Regions from separate parts of the Homo sapiens genome. Here region 1 is linked to region 2. A link is an interaction called in ENCODE POLR2A ChIA-PET data of the cell type or tissue named here. Cell type or tissue: IMR-90. All regions are shown on one strand. Each heading gives the region's core, and the rest is flanking DNA. Links, peaks and the distances in the headings are about the cores only. Region 1 has its middle 78 kb from the start of LINC02172. Region 2 holds the start of LINC02172 (long intergenic non-protein coding RNA 2172).

Region 1 (5,393 bases), core at 136-5,135, 78 kb before region 2:
TATAGTTTTAAAATGCTTTATTTTTCCCTACTTAGAACTTTTTAAGTTCAAAGTACACTATAATTTACTATGGAAAAATGTAAATACCAAAAAATAAGATGAAATCAAAATCAGCTGAACTAACTCTGGTTTAATTAGTTATTAAACCTACTCCCTTAAATGAAGATGCCTACAGAAATAGTAACATTTTCATAAGAAATGAGAGGCCTCAAAATGAAACCGTATGTCCTACTGAAGCTAGTCCTTAAGCTCAGGAAATACCAATTATTTTTGTTGTTGTTTTATCTTTCAACTTCTAAAAATTTAGAGACGGTTTTGAATTCCAGTTTGGCAACTAATGCAATTCCCCATCAAAGTCACTTATTCCTATGCCTTTAACTTTTTTAAAGTTATATTTGATGTTTCCTCAAATAATTTTTTTCTGAATGGAAAACAATGTGATTTTTAGTTGATAGTTTAGTTTCGTATCTTTTTTTCACATACACAAGCTATGAGCAGAATTAAAAATATCTTTTGTTTGCCGTATAAGCAGTTTTTTGACTGCTGAAGATTTGTCTTCTATTTTCAACTTTACAAGATTTTATGGACAGAATGTGCTATTTTGAATACTAATTTATTGCTAGTTATTTATATGTCAGTTCTAATAAATAATTTAAAACATTGGAAATAAAGAAATATATCACATTGCTGTTTCTCATTGAAAGATGCCTTAAAATGGGCCAGGTGCGGTGGCTCATGCCTGTAATCCCAGAACTTTGGGAGGCCGAAGTGGGCGGATCACGAGGTCAGGAGATCGAGACCATCCTGGCTAATACTGTGAAACCCCGTCTCTACGAAAAACAACAACAAAAAATTAGCTGGGCGTGGTGGCGGGCGCCTGTAGTTCCAGTTACTCGGGAGGCTGAGGCAGGAGAATGGCGTGAACCCAGGAGGCGGAGCTTGCAGTGAGCCGAGATCGCGCCACTGCGCTCCAGCCTGGGCGACAGAGTGAGACTCCGTCTCAAAAAAAAAAGATGCCTTAAAATCTTCTTGCCAAAATACCATGTCTAATATTTCTAAAATTACCCAGTTCTGGCCTCTCTATGCCTTTTTAAAAAAATTATGAGCCAATATTCTTTCATTTAGAAAAGATTTATTTACCAAAATATGGGATGAGGAAGACGGTAGTCGAGCATCTATATACAGACTCTAGCTTGTGCACTACTATTATTGGATAGTGAAGGACTTTTTTTTTTTTCTCATTCACCCTTTCACTTTCACATAAACCAACAGGTGGCATATTTTAGAATTTCTTCTGCAATCTACTCTTGTTATTATTACTGATTTTATTATTTAGTTTTCAAGTATTTCAGTTTCATTTGTACATTTGAAATTAATTGTTTAATAATATAGAAAGAACAAAAGCTAATGGCAGTCACTAATATTAGGTGGTTTTGTACAGTTTACCATTTGCTCTTCACAGATACTAGTTGATTTAATTCTTACTAAAATTGTGTGGCATTGGATTGTTATTATTTCTTCTTGTCAAAGTTGAGTTAATACATCCAGACAATGTTAACCAGTTAGATATGATTCTACTGACCCAGTAGTATCAGCATTGAATCCAATACTTGTGATTTCTAACTATATTATTAAAATGTCTTCTCATGATCTCTTCTGTCTCTGAGTTACTACATCAAGGCAATCCAGTATATCTTAGAAAAGTAGGGAAAAATACATTTGATGTCTAACCTTTATTATCTTACTTATAAAGTATGATAATACTTATATTTTTAATACTCTATAAGTATTCTTATACTTATAAGTACCAAAGATGTAAATTTTTTAGACTTCAATTTTTAAACATATGAGCATAATTATTTTGAACTTTTTTCTTTTATACCTCATTCATCATGTATCTGATCATGAATTACAGAACTTTAAAAATGCAAGGAGGATTAGAAATGATCATGCTCATAACTAATTCTTAGAATAAAATTGAGAATAAAGCATTATCATATGTATACAACACATAGAGGGCAATATGGTTTTCGTGTCATAAAACCACACACTCATCGTGGTGTAGAGGGAATCCCATGCTATTAAAGGAAAGCTTTAGTTTTCCTTTTGTAAAATTAGGAATAAAGTCATCTGCTCTACCTTTTTTAGTTTTTTTTTTTCATTTTGAGGATCTGATTACCTAAACTGTGTAAAATAGCTTTGTAAAATATAAAGTGTCATAGAAATATAATCTTTTATGGAGAATATTTACAGTGATATTTCTGAAATATTTTACTTCTAGATAGCACATGCATTTCTCTCACAGAGTAGAAATTTCACTCGCAGAGTAGATTAAAAAACATAATTTTTTTTTGTCAAAAGAGGGCAAACTGACATTTAGTAATGAGCAGAACTGGGAAAATAGTACCATCTACTACCCTCCTGAAGAAACTTCTTATGTCTGTTAAATTTATTTTAAAAATTAATGAGAATGTTGGAGTTTATATCCCTCATTAGAACTCCAACTGGATAGACTAGAAAAGGGACCAACTGCTATCTGTAAGCCTGTTTTTCAAATTTCTGTTTTACAAAACAGATTTGAATCCCTAGCTCTTAAGGAAAAAAAAAAGAAAGAAAAGTCTTCCAAGCTGCCAGCCGCTCAGAGCTGTGTAAAATAAAATGGAGGTAGGAGGACAAAACCTTTCAGGATTGAGCAGAGGCCATGTAAACAGATGTGGGTGCAGTGAATAGAAAAGGTTGAATAGTTGCTTTGTTTCCTGCTTTCTGTTTGTACCACAGAGGGTTCTCTCTACACAAGTCTTTCTGACAGATGATGTACCACATAACTCTTACTGCTGTAGAAACGTGCAGAGTCCTGATATTTGCTAAACACAGGCACTCTTAGCTCTTGGTTTTGTTTATTTAATGAATGTTTATTTTAATGAATGTTTCATGTAAAACCAAACATGTATAGTAATTATGAAAGAGAATTTATGAAGAATATAACTGAAAAGCCAATGATATTTTGCTTTTTCATCAACTGACAAATAACCATCAGTCTCAGACTGCATTGTACAAAGAAAAGTATTGTATATGAATTTTTAAAAGTTGCATTTATTATTGAAAAGCGTTAAATAAGTGTTAAATAACATCATAGATAAAAGAGAGGGAGGGTATCTTCATAGTAAAAATGTTCCTGAAGAGAAGCCCTGTTATAAATGTAGACAATGTGTGAAACTGAGTTACATAACCTTCACTTTCTTCTTAAAGATTGAAGTAAAAAATAGTACATGGCATGGTAGAAGTACTCTACGTATGTCCATTGATTTATTTCATGAGGAACTATTATTGTTGCCTCCGTGTAATAGGTCACAGACACCAGAACTTGGAAACCTGCCCAGGTTTCTTTAAATAACCACAGGGGACTGGCATTTTGTGATCCAAGATACCTTGTTGGGTGGGTGGGTGGGTGGGCGATTGAGTGGTGGGGGATGTCTGCTTTATTTTTTATTGTACTTTTATTTTGAATCAAATAAAATGAACATCAGCTCCTAAGGCCAGTAGTAGCCTACAGCAGTAAAGTGTAAAATGTTCCTTCATAAATGTATATGGTCATATTCAACTCTTCCCCTGTAGTAGATTTTTATTTCATATGGAACAGAATAAATGAGTCTCCTGAAAGCTGGTGGATTTATAGCTTGAATTTACTATTCTTCTAGCATAGTGTTAACTTCACTAATAAAAATGTTGTGTCTGCTTTGCAGAAATTCTCCACTGAAAAAATCATGCATATCCAGGCATAGAAGAGGGGTAACAACTACAGGAAAAACAAGAAATAGGGAAGAAGGTAAACAGTGAGGAGGTGCTCCTTTTCTTGAATAGCATAATAATGGATAATAAATGTTCAAAGACATAGTCTTAGAAACTGCAGTTAACTTGTTATTATCACAGAGAATCCTCACAGTCCTGCCTGTATCCTCTTGTATTATCCAGATATTTTTCTTTCATGAGTTAATTTGTGTAAGTATGTACAATTTTTCTTTAGAAGAAAGGGAAAAAAGAATATGGTCTTTGGACACAAAAATATAGTCAGGTAGAAGGAACAAGTTCTACTGTTTGATAGTATAGTAGGAAAATTATAGGTAACAATAATTTACTATGTATTTCAAAGTAGCTAGAAGAGAAAAAATGTAGTGTTCCCAGCACAAAGAAAAGATAAATGTTTAAGGTGACGAATAGTTCAATTACTCTGATTTAATCATTACACATTGTATACATGTATCAAAATATGACAGGTACCCCAAAATATGAACAGCTATGAAATATCAATAAAAATAAATAAATAAATATTTTAAAAGGATACCGTCTCCTTGAAATTTATCAGTTTTCCCCTTATATGTTGAAATACTTGTGCAATTATTGACATGTTGTTTGGAGCTATTTAGAAGTGTATGAATAAGGTAGCTTGCTTTAATTTCTTGTTCTGCCACACATTCTGACTTTGTCATTAATAAACTAATCTGATTTGGACACAGAAACAAGCAAATGAAAAACACTGAAAACAGAGGGAAGGAGAGGAGGGAAAGGGACACTGAGGAAGGGTTTACTGGTTTGTCTGCCTATCTGGAGGCAGCTCCATCACCCTTCCCTTTAGTCTCGCTGACAGGGCTGGAGGCCCTTCTATACATGACCGTGTCTCATGCATTCATGGGCCGCTGTGTCACCACAGCGCCTTTTGTTCAGAGGCAGATAATTGCTCTCCCCTTCTCTCAGCTGCCATATGGTGCAATGGAGACCAACTTACAAAGACAGACAGGGAGAGAAAGAGAGTGAAAGAGGAAGGGAAGAAAGAAACGCAAGAGACAGCAGATGACACTGATTTATGCTCAGTGTTAATGGGGCAAGTGAGCAAGGTGGGGCTAAGAAGTGAGAAGGCTAAGGGGGCAAAAGGAGGGCGTGTGAAACTTTTCACAGGCAGGCAACCAGGCTGCTTCCTGTGAGGCAGGCTCTGGTTCTCCAAATATAGGGCTTAAAATGGAACACTTATAGTTCAGTTCCTTAACTTTTGTTACTAATATTAAAATTACTTCCATGATTCCTAATGGTCAAGGCTTACATTCTTTTATCATCATAATAATAGTTTAAAAATCAGACATGCTTCTCTTTCTATGCATATTTAGTTTGCATTATAGTCAGTACTTTGTGGAGTCACTTTCAGTAAGAAAATTAAAATGCACATGTGTTTTTCTCTTCTTAATCATCACATGAACTACCAAATTGTTCTATTAACACTACATTATGTTTTGAGGATTTGGGAGCCTACCTTTTCAGGAGTCTGCCATATCCTATCAGGGCATAGTCTGTGCTTTCTTGATAAAGCTCATGAACACTCCTAATTTACAGGTTTGTATGTG
Region 2 (5,393 bases), core at 123-5,122:
GAAAGGGATTGACAGGGATGCTTTTTGCACCCTGTCCCTAACTCTCTCTGACACACAATGTCCACTCTCCTTTACTGTCCTCCAGAAGGTGCAAATGTTTCTTCTCCTTTAATTTTTCTCACCACCACCTCTTTCCTTTATGTGCTTCTTCTACTGCTATACTCCCATCTAGAAAGAGATGTAAATACAACTTTTCTACCAACCCAGAAACTAGTTTACTTGTTTCAATATTTTATGCATAAGACAGACATCATTTTCATAGCCAAATTTCTTGTTTTTGGAAAGATTCTAGTGAAGGCCTGGCATGGTGACTTACACCTGTAATCCTAACACTTTGGGAGGCTGAGGTGGGTGGATCACCCGAGGTCAGGAGTCTGAGACCAGCCTGGCCAACATGGTGAAACTCCATCTCTACTATCAATACAAAAAAATTAGCCAAGCATGGTAGCTCGCGCCTGTAATCCCGGCTACTCGGGAGGCTGAGGCAGGAGAATCACTTGAACCTGGGAGACAGAGGTTGCAGTGAGCGGAGATTGCGCCACTGCACTCCAGCCTGGGTGACAGAGCAAGACTCTGTCAAAAAAAAAAAGAAAAAGAAAAAGAAAAAGATTCTAGTGAAATAAGTCTCAGCTTTGACTGTAGATTATAATCACCTGGGGAACTTTTCCAGCTCCTCAGGAAGCAAAACAGACCAATGAAGTCAGACTCTCTGGGGGTGAGACCCAGGCATCAGCGTTTTCTAAAGCTCCTCAGGTGATTCCAATATGAAACCAAAGGGAAGATCATGACAAAAAAAATGCAGCATTTCTCTAAGGATCATACATCCGCTGTTCAGTGTCACTGCTGATTAAGGGAGAGCCACTGTTCATTTGAGAGGCAATCATGACCCGGAGTACAAAAAGTTTTGTGAATCAATGCCATCAGTTCAATAAAACAAACATTCATCACAAACCTCATTAACCAAACTAGCATTTATAATTACAAATAGTTAAGGTAAAATAATACTTTGAAGAATAAAATAGAACTCTGTATTGACTCTATATTGTGATTAACAAAAAAACCCGTTAAGTGCTAATATTTAAACTACTGATTCAAATTGCAGAATGAAAATCACTAGGAATGATATTCACCCTACCCAAGGAATTTGACTAGTGTGGCATTCATAACAGTTATCTTCCAGATCCATTTAGACTCTGATATTTCATTTTATAGAATTTTTACTTTTATTCACACACAAACTTCTTTAATGGAAATTGCCCATATGTCATACAATACATGATTGACTTATTTTACATTTGCTTAACAGCCTTATTCTTTATTCCATGATTTACAGAGACTTTCTAAGGGCAAAACAGTCAAACAATATCTTAATAACATGATGGTTTTAAAAGGGGACTCAAGGCAAAATGTGAATATGACACTTTAACATTGATTAGCAGATAGTCCGTCTAAAGACTGAATTCAGCACATCAATTTTGTTAGCAATATACACAGATTTTTTTTCCTTACTAGGTAATGGTAAAATTTTACTTTTTATCAGAAAAGTAATTTTTCTAACACATGAAGAATAAGTTAATATGTGTTTACATTTGTATGTGTGATAGAGTTTGAAAATTCAGGTTACTTCTAACTCTTATCATGAAAATATTAAAATTTGTATATTCTTTAATTTGTAAGAGGTGATACCAGCTGTTTCATTATGCATTGTATTTGCTCAGGGATTTAATTCATGTGCCTGGGAGCATATGCTTTTTAGAAAACATTTTAATAAACATTTGGATGTTGTCATACTTATAACTCTGGAGAGAAAGTACACTTTATTATTTTAATTATATTAGCATGTGGCTGTATGGCATTACATTTCCTGAAAAGTTAAATTGACATATTAAATAAATAATGAAAGTATATATGAATTCACACATATCTATATATATTAAAACTGATGCATATTAGAATCCTTAGAGAAAATATAGCAAATATCTTTGCTATAATGTTATGCCCGATTCTATTTGTTATAGCATAATAGTAAGCCAAGTACTGAGCTTGACTTGGTCCAAATATCTTGGTTCATTAATGCAGATTTGCTTTGTTTTAGGTACAATTTTAAAAATAATATCTGAGACAACATTGCTAACATGATACACAAAGATAAAACACAATCTGTTGCTGTTGGAGATCTATTTGTATTAATAATATATATGCTTGCATTCTATTATTTTCAACAACATTCCATGCTATAGACTTCTGCAATAACTGAGATGGAATTTAAGCAGTTGGCATGTGTTTCAGTTTCTGTGAAGTTCACATTTTTCATAATGCATTAAGAAGAAGAACTATTACTAAAAGCTCATTTATGTTATGGACATAGGCAAGTATGACAAGCAAGGCCTAGTTAACAACATGATTGTGCAAAGCCATGAGGAGAGAGAGCCTATAAACAAAACCTGTTGCAGGAGCACAGTAAATTCTAGGGGACTTACCCAAAAGCATTAAAAGAAAATCCAATGTGGTGAGTAGAACACTGGAGGATCTGACAGCACACTACAGACCATCATTCATTGAGCACTTGGCAGCGTAAGATGAGATTGCTGGTAGTGCAATCTCACAGTAGGTGGTGCAAACAGCGAGGATTCCAGAGGAGATTCCAAAAATAGAGGCAGCATCATGGAATTTCACCAGCTGATATAAAGACAACAGTCATAACAGTTTGGAGGAGGATTGAGTAACTTGGAGTTGGAATGGTGAGAGAATAAAACTAGCAAAACCAAACAGTGTCTAAACGTCAATTATTGAAGTGGGACAGTAGGCAAGGATGACGCATCAGGTATAAAGAAGTCTAATTAGAGCCACGCAACAGGCCTAGTGTCAGTGTCAACATAAGCATCAATAATTGCTGAGCACCAACATTCATACCTCCTTCCTGACTCAGGCAAGATTGGTTTTGGATATACTGGGGCAGAGCTCAGAACTCTGGGGATGGAAAGGGAAGGGTTCAAATGGTCTGAGACAGGAAAAAAGAGAAATACAAAGGCTGTGAACCAGACAGCATTCCATGTGAGTAGCAGAATTCAAGAAACAACTAACAACATAAATTGTATTTGTGTGGATGCAACTTTTAGAAAAATCTGCAGTCACACTTCTGCATGGTACAGAGAAGTCAGAATTGGGGTTTTACATTCTTACCGTGCAAGTCTTTGTGAATATTGTAAATAACCAGAGATGTTCATACTAAACTTTTGCGTAATAGAAAAATGACTGAGTGTTCTATTCTGTTAAGAAATCTAGGTGTGCACAATTTCTTCAATGGCATGTTATCACTTACATCAAGACAAATACATAAGGAACTCAGATACCCACTTTTATTTTGTCTAAGAAGCCAGGGGGCAATGCATTTTCTATAGATTCAAATATACATTACCTATCCTTCACACAAGAATTATAACTATAACCATTAAAATATTTAAAAATGAAGATATTTTTTCTCCATCTACATGTTGGTGAGCTTGAATTATATCACATCCCAAACATTAATTTTATTTTCTCCTGGGTTTTATTTGAGAAAATTTGCATTTTGGGAAGAAGCAAAGAATGGTTTATAAAATTAGGTAATTTAAAACAAACCATATAATCTTAACCAAAATTTCTTTTTTCCTAATGCTATATTAAAAATGTATATGTAGTAATGAAATTTTAGGTTTTGATGTATGGCATTCAAAGGAAAAGCAAGATAATCAGTATCAATAAGATTGTTTCCTGTTTCTATGAAATATAGAGCTAAATATATACAAAATTTTCAATAGTGCTATCATAAATACATATTTTTTAATTGTAGTCATTGAAGTAAAAGTTTACCTATTTTTCACTATCTAATTTTTTTGTAAAAGTACAAATTAATCTTCATAGCTTTCACTATATATATAGCACTGCTTTCACAGCTTTTAGCAGCCTAATCATTCTTCTGTTGTTCCAAAGAGGCTTTATTTCATTTGAGCAGACTGTTTTAAATGCTTCTTTTTAAAAATTAAGTTATATCTTTAAGAGAAGGTGCAGTTTTTGTATCACTTATTTGACATCAAGGAAGGAGGTTTTCTTTTAACCTCCTTGTAGCCTACATGTCAATAAATAATAGGCTTCTGCTATTTAACCTATAAAAAAATCATTTATTATCACCTCACTCTTGTCCAACATAAACTTGTTAAAAACTGCAGTTTGTAAATATTTATCATGAAACAAAATGGTGAAAGGGACAGTACACTTTTAATTTTCAGGTAGCAGGCTGATATTTATGCAATTTAACATAATCGGACTGCTGAGGCTTTAAAAATATAGGCTTTCTTGAATTTGTCATGTTTTGTGAATCTTTCTCTCCTTGCATAACAAAACACTCTGTTTACTCTCTATGGAAAATTACTCAAAACTCTTTTTCTCAGGCAGCTGTAGTTTTGGCCAAAGCTTCCACGAGATGCAAAATTGGACCTAGTATCAATGAGGACAGTAGAAAGAACTATTGTTGTTAACTGATCATAGCTCCTTAAGTGAAAATGTTAGGAGACCAAACACAGGCCTTTGAAATATGAGGGAGGCAGTCTTTAAAGATGTGGCGTGTTACTTATAAAATGAAATAAAATTCCACATTTTAGAAACTCAGTTACTTCAAGGTGTTGATTTTAGGTCCTTAATCTTTTTTTTTTTTTGCTCCTTCTCTCTTCATTCCAAAGGCTTTCCTCTGTGTGATCTCTTTCCCCCAAGAAAACTTTCCACTGAGTTGAAAGCTTGGGAACTCTTAAGTTTAGATGAATGATAATGAGCATTGTCAAAGAGGCAGTAAAATTGAGTCCTTGGTTCTGGCTGTTGAGCTGAGAGCTGCAGGAGTTAATTGTGTGAATGGTAATGAGACCAGGGAGGCAGCAGATGCTCGCGTGCCTTTACAATCCAAATCCCACCAACAAATTCCTCCCACAGAAACTTTGAGGGACATCTTGGCACCCTGGAGATGGAGATAGACCCAGCCATAGCCACATGCCACCTGCTAGACCTATTGTTAAAAGAAAAAAAAGCACATTACAATAACAAAGTTGTTTGCTGTCTTTTGCAATGACTTTATGGCACCGGTTTTACCATACTAGAGGAATGGAACATCTGATTCTTTATGAAGAACTATCTGCACCCTAAACAGTTAATGACTTAACATGTAAAGACTGATGTTCACTATATCATACATACTCTTCTGATAAGCCATGCCTGCCATTTTCTCTTATAACTCCCCCCGAGGCTGTCTATTCTACAGCAGATTTGCAAAACTATATAGTTTTTGATGACCTTCAGAAAAGGGGCCATTTTTGCTCCTACAGAAAAAAAAAAAAGGGCTTAGAGTTGTTATAAATACATATCTT

Evidence for each region. ChIA-PET counts read pairs that join two places held together with the same protein. Peaks named below come from ENCODE experiments on the same cell type or tissue, not always from the same donor. Only the 100,000 strongest peaks of a DNase experiment are listed, where the experiment ranks them.
Region 1: POLR2A ChIA-PET joins it to region 2 with 6 read pairs; 3 of 35 experiments call an interaction of 5 or more read pairs at or near these places.

The regions. Positions count from the first base shown.
Region 1 is chr4:137,620,588-137,625,980 of GRCh38, reverse strand. No RefSeq gene overlaps it. Among named protein-coding and RNA genes, the nearest start is that of LINC02172, 78 kb to the right of the region's middle. In IMR-90, for the core only: no CTCF peak of the experiment used is centred there; no DNase peak of the experiment used is centred there; H3K27ac peaks cover 372 bases.
Region 2 is chr4:137,542,898-137,548,290 of GRCh38, reverse strand. It overlaps LINC02172 (long intergenic non-protein coding RNA 2172), which reads right to left and starts at 2,560. Exons shown (of 2, transcript NR_146553.1): 1 at 2,481-2,560. RefSeq lists an enhancer at 4,390-5,307. In IMR-90, for the core only: a CTCF peak has its summit at 2,614; a DNase peak (open chromatin) is centred at 2,580; H3K27ac peaks cover 207 bases.